Linked DNA regions of Homo sapiens: region 2 is linked to region 1. A link is a loop called in an ENCODE intact Hi-C map of the cell type or tissue named here. Cell type or tissue: dorsolateral prefrontal cortex. All regions are shown on one strand. Links, peaks and the distances in the headings refer to the core of each region. The heading gives the core; the rest is flanking DNA. Region 1 overlaps EPB41L1 (erythrocyte membrane protein band 4.1 like 1). Region 2 overlaps DLGAP4 (DLG associated protein 4).

The links. Hi-C counts contacts between places; a loop is a spot of excess contacts. Peaks named below come from ENCODE experiments on the same cell type or tissue, not always from the same donor. Only the 100,000 strongest peaks of a DNase experiment are listed, where the experiment ranks them.
Region 2: a loop joins it to region 1, with 4 times the contacts of the local background. A loop is called at or near these places in 96 of 110 quality-filtered maps.

Annotation. Positions count from the first base shown.
Region 1 is chr20:36,201,433-36,204,336 of GRCh38, reverse strand. The region is part of intron 14 of EPB41L1 (erythrocyte membrane protein band 4.1 like 1); the gene reads right to left. Among named protein-coding and RNA genes, the nearest start is that of AAR2, 34 kb to the left of the region's middle. In dorsolateral prefrontal cortex, for the core only: CTCF peaks have their summits at 1,112 and 1,314 (motif pointing left); a DNase peak (open chromatin) is centred at 1,326; H3K27ac peaks cover 1,418 bases.
Region 2 is chr20:36,438,278-36,441,181 of GRCh38, reverse strand. It overlaps DLGAP4 (DLG associated protein 4), which reads right to left. Exons shown (of 13, transcript NM_001365621.2): 5 at 1,314-1,428. Among named protein-coding and RNA genes, the nearest start is that of MYL9, 100 kb to the left of the region's middle. In dorsolateral prefrontal cortex, for the core only: CTCF peaks have their summits at 1,339 and 1,538 (motif pointing right); a DNase peak (open chromatin) is centred at 1,541.

The DNA of each region.
Region 1 (2,904 bases), core at 174-2,673:
TTGTGGCCACAGGATACTTCCCACAAAATTTTAATGCAAGTCGGCTATGTGACAGAAATACAGAGCTGCCCTGGTAAAGTTGGGGGTGTGGGCGGCCTTAATGCCCTGAGGTACCTCCCTCCTCACTGCCCCAACTAGAGCCCCTCGTGATACAGATATGGAAACTCAGACCTGGAGAAGCATCTTGCCCAAGGCCATACAGGGAGCAAGTGGAAAGGCAGGCCTTGAACTCAGTCTCTGACGCCAAGTTCTGTGAAGTGTGTCCTCTCCACCCTACCATGACCACCTCCACAGGGAGACATGCCCAGAACTTCTCCTGGCAGCAGGAGGGGGAAGGTTTATATGACCTTGGGCTCCTTTTCAGGTTATGACTTGGTGAGGAGTCTGTTAATCCCACCCCACAGGGAGGAGGAGTCTGTCAGATCCCATAAGATCTGAAACATTTTGAAGGCTCAAGAGAGCATCATAAACCCTCTGTCCCCACTGTGTTTTGAGAAAATCTCTCTGTCAGGGAATCAGAACCCATTAAAATAATCTTGTTCATGGGAAAGCGAGATAAAAGGAAGGGGGGAAGGTCTAGGTAAAGTCTGGGGTGGGTTTCTGAGCTTTTACTTCAGGTCATTAAGGCTTCAGGACCACAGCTCCTGAACCATCCCAAAGGGACGTGCTTTGAGAGCCTACGGAAGCTAGGTCCTTTTGCTCATTTCCTTGAGAAGCAGGTTCCTTCAGCTGCCTCCATTCCAGCTGTACTGACATCCGCCTGGCAATGATGGCCAAAGCCAGTCAATATGCCTCCTTCTGGAACATTCCTGCCCCAATTCTAACTAGCAACTAGGCTAGATAAGCAAGAGTGAGTGGCGCAGGTGCTGGCAGAGAATGAAAAGTAGACTCTGCAGGAAGAAAGGGGAAACGTATAGTGATTGTTAGTTGCTATGTGCCAGGCAATGCCAGCCCTTTGTCTGAGTTATTAAATTTAATCCAAATGGCAACTTGTGAAGCAGATATCGTTATCCTTATTTCAGAAGGCGAAACGGTATCCCAGAGGGGAGAGGCCATGCGCAAGATCACAGGCTGAGCAGCGGGGGACAAAGTAAAATGTAGGATCCTGAAGAGGAAAAGAAAACTGAACAAAAAAGAAAAAAACTTCCACGGTGCGAAGGCACGGGTAGAGCCACACACCTGGCCCGAGGGGTTGGCGTGAAAGTCGTTCTAACCCGAATCACAAGATGGGATAATCTTAGGGTAGCCCCAGGTAGCCGCAGCCCCGCAGCCATTCTTTCTGGAGCCAGGGGACCGTCGGTGCCTTGCTCAGAGCGCCCCCTGCCGTCAGGTAGGGGCACTGCAGCAAAGGAAGCTGGCAACAGGGGTGGGGAGAAACAGAGCCAGTTGGGCTCACAGCTGTCTGCACCCAAGGCACAGACAGGAAACTCTCCAGCCTGGCTGTTCTCCTGACTCCAGGCTGTTCAGGCCCCTCCTGGAGCTCTGGGTCACATTTTGGGGCCTGCCTTTTTTTTTTTTTTTTTTTTGAGACGGAGTTTTGCTCTGTCTTCCAGGCTGGAGTGCAGAGGCGTGATCTTGCCTCACTGACAGCCGCCTCCCGAGTTCAAGCGATTCTCCTGCCTCAGCCTCCCCAGTAGCTAGGATTACAGGCACGCGCCACCACGCCCAGCTTATTATTATTATTATTATTATTATTTGTATTTTTAGTAGAGACAGGGTTTCACCATTTTGGCCAGGCTGGTCTCGAACTCCTGACCTCAGGTGATCCACCCAACTCAGTCTCCCAAAGTGCTGGAATTACAGGCGTGAGCCACCATGCCCAGCCAGGCCTGCCCTTTATACGAGGAGGGGGTCCAGGGTAAGGGGCCCTCCAGAAACCATTTCCTGGGAGAAAGTGGGAAGAGAGTGAAGTGTTCTAGGGAAGGGGAGGTGTTCAAGTCTCCGAAGGGCTGGCCTGGAGGAGGATGCAGAGCGGTAGCGGGCACCAGCGGGCAGAATGAGACCTACAGGCTGCTAATTTGAAAAGGCAGATTTCAATTCAACACGAAAACTTCCCAATAGTTAATGGGCTGCCGCCAAGGACAGCAAAAGTGCCTGCTGTGGAAGAGCTGGATGGACATTTGCAGGAGAATGATGCGGGGGCGGGGTGCAGGTTGTGGGCTCTGCTCCCCAAATGGGCACCTGTCCTTGGTCACAGGAGCATCTCTGTGTCCAGGGCATCTCTCTAGCCCTGTCCTTGGTATGCTGTTGACTCTTGTCCGATTTCCCTCAAGAGAGTGTGCGGATAGTTTTGTTCTTTAGATTGAGGAAAAATTCATAGAGTAGAAGTATGACTTATGTTTTATCACTTATGTAGCTCATTTATGTCTTTCTTAAAGTTCCAGCACGTTTGCAGCAGCTAAAGAAGTTTTCTCTGAGAATGGAGAAAGGTACAGGCCCTCAGAGGAGAGCATACATCAACAGGGGAGCGGCAGATATTGGGGAAGAAAGTTCTGCCCAGATGATCGCTCAGTAGCTTCCAACCCTGATAGTCCATAAAATCCCATCAGAGGAGGGAGCACAGCCTCCTGCCTGGGCCTGGATTCTATGCCCAGCATCCATGAAGGGCCACAGGAAGTTCAAAGAGCCCTCCACTTGCTGCCGCCCTGGGCATAGAAGCAATGGCCTCCTCATTTCAAACACTTGCCTGACCAATCTCTCTACAACCCTAAGGATACTCCTTAGAGAAAGATGTCCACTTTTGCCTGCCTCCTTGATGGGCCCAAGCTCCAGGGGAGTTCAGAGAAGACGCAGGCCGGAGATGCCTGGAATGTCGTGCCCTAACTAACCACTGCTAGACCATTCAGGCTTCTGAACAGAGAAAAGACCTTAAGGCAGAAGGCATTTGGGTGCCATGACCCCTGA
Region 2 (2,904 bases), core at 164-2,663, 240 kb before region 1:
CCAGGTAAGGACTCTGGCTTTCCCTCAGGGGGAGGTGGGAGCCAAGGGAGGGTCTGGAGCAGGGGTGTGGCTCTGACAGCTCCCTCTGGCCACTGAGTATGGATTGGAGGACGGCTGTTCAGGTGTGACTTGGTGGAGTCTGGATGAGGGGGGCAGGGGCAGGGGGCTCCCTGGGCTGCGGCACTCTACCCCTCCCCATGTCTGAGGGGCTGGGGAAGGAGCTTGGCTAGGCCAGGAATAATGGAGTTGTGAGGAGTCGGGGTCCCAAAGCCTTCTAAGCAGTCCTCTAGCCGTGGTCCTGGGCCTGCACACAGTGGCCTGTTCCTGCTGAGAGGAGGCTGGACCCGCACCTGGCCGCCCCACTGCCTAACTGCTACTACCAGTAGGTGTCTGCCTTCTCGGGGGGCTCATCTCCCCATCCACACGATGGGGGGTGCCTTTTAGTCCTGCCTGGTTCTCCCTTTGCAAACCCTAAAGTGCCGAGTACACGGCAGGAGCTGAGGTCCAGGTCTGGGCTGGACAGCCCCAGATCCCTGCCCAACTTTGTCTTCTCCTAGCTGCATGATGACTTCACCTCTCTGAGCCTCAGTTGCCTCACCTATGAAATGGGGATATGGATAACAAGGCCACCTCTGGGGGTGGTTAAGGGCTCAAGGAGCTGATGGTTGAGAGGGTGGCATGCAAATTCAACGTTCAGCCCAGTATGCTCCTCACTGACACAGGCAGGGCTGGCTGCGCCTGGGAGCACAACTGCCCACTGAGTAGGTGGCACAGAGGTTCAAAGTGAGCAGTCACTTGCTGGAGGTCACAAAAGATGCTAATAATAACCAGGAAGGCAGCTACCCTCTGCTGAGCACACCGCCTTCACGATCCCACTTATTCCTCTCAACAGCCCCCAGATAGAAATGCTCACCCTCCTCTGGTAAATCAGGAAACCGAGGTTCAGGGAGGGGAGGTGACTATCCTGGGTTCATACTGTCAAGTGACAAAACTGGGACTCGAACCTAGGTCTCCAGTTCCTTATCCTCATGGTTCTGAACCCAATGAGAAGTGACAGGCGCCCCGCTGGCAGCCTGTGTTTACAGTGGTGGTGTGGGGTCCTGGGTCAGGCCCCGTAACTGTGCTCTCCAGCCACAGGACAGTTGGTGGGGCAGAGACACACACAGGAGGCTTCAGGAACAAGGACCAAACAGAAGCACAGTGCAGACATCTGGGGGCCACTCAGCATGGGCTGGGCCTGGGCGTGTGTCCTCCTCCCAGATGGGAATCAGTACCCAAGCCCCCTGACTCTCCAGCCTCCCTGCCACCCTCACCTGGCTGATGCAGCTGGAGTCGTTGAGGCTGTCGCTGACGGGGGTGTAGTCCTCTTCCCAGCTCGGACACTTGGAGGGCAGCAGCATGTCCACTGAATCCAGGCGGTCCAGACTCCTGGTGGGGAGTGGGGAGCAGACAGGGCTCAGCCCACCCATTGTTCACCCAGCTTTTGGAGGCCTTGACCATCTGTGATGCACAGGTGGTCCACACCTGTGATGCCCGCTGCAGCCGCAGGGTGGCAGCACCAGCTTGTATTTGACTGTTTAAAACCCGAGGCTGGCCCTGCCCAATTCTACAGCCCCTTTCCTTCCTCCTTGAAAGTCTGGGACATTTCCAGAGGCCCGACAGAGGTGGGTCAAGTTCCACAGCCTAGGGCTCCCAAAGGGCATCAGCTCTGCTGCGATGTTCGAGTGGCTTCTATCAGGCCCCTAGACTCACCCCTTATCTCCACGGCCCCAGCCCTTCAATCTTTCTTACATCTACCTGATCCTGGGCATCCCCCAGTCCTCATTCTGGGGATAAAATCCAAGCATCCAATAGCTTAGGCCCCTGATACAGAAGGGTTTGGATTGGAATCCAGCTTTCTCAGCTGGGTGACCCTGGGCAAGTCATTACCCCTTACTTAAGTCTCAGTTTCCTCATCTCTAAAATGGGGATGATGCTACCTGCCTGCTGGGGCTGCAGTGAGGATTCAGTGGTGCAGATTAAAGGATATCAGGTCAGGCACAGTGGCCAGCGGACAAGTGCTAACAGACGGCAGCTGTTACTATTATTGCTACTACTACTACTGTTATTATTATTGCTTCCCTTGAATTCTAGGCTTAAGCCCCAGGCTTCCTGCCTCTCCCACCTTAATGCCTACTGGTCACTCGGATTGTAGGATCTCCGTACTAGAAGGGGTCTTAGAGATCCTCCAGCTCAGCCCCTTCACTTAAAGATGGGGAAACTAGGCCAGGTGCGGTGGCTCACGCCTGTAATCCCAGCAATTTGGGAGGCTGAGGCGGGCAGCTCACCTGAGGTCAGCTCAGCTACTCGGGAGGCTGAGGCAGGAGAATTGCTTGAACCCGGGAGGTGGAGGTTACAGTGAACCAAGTTTGTGCCACTGCACTCCAGCCTGGGCGACAGAGCAAGACTCTGTCTCAAAAAAAAAAAAAAAAAAAAAAAGATGGGGAAACTGACCAGGCGTGGTGGCTCACACCTATAATCCCAGCACTTTGGGAGGCCAAAGCAGAAGGGTCACTTGAGCGGAGGAGTTCACCACCACTCTGGGCAACATAGTGAGGCCCCATCTTTACAATATATACATATATATGTATATATTATTCAGATTGGGAAACTGAGGCCCAGAGGGAAAAAGACTGGCGAAGGTCATCCAGTGGCAGAGGGAAAAATGGAAGTCACTGCCAGCCTGGACAGTGTGAGGGCTGATGAGCAAGGGGAGAGCAATATATACATATACATACATATATATTATATATATATATATATTTTTTTTTGAGACAGTCTCACTCTGTCACCCAGGCTGGAGTGCAGTGGCACGATCTCAGCTCCCTGCAACCTCTGCCTCCTGGGTTCAAGTGATTTTCATGC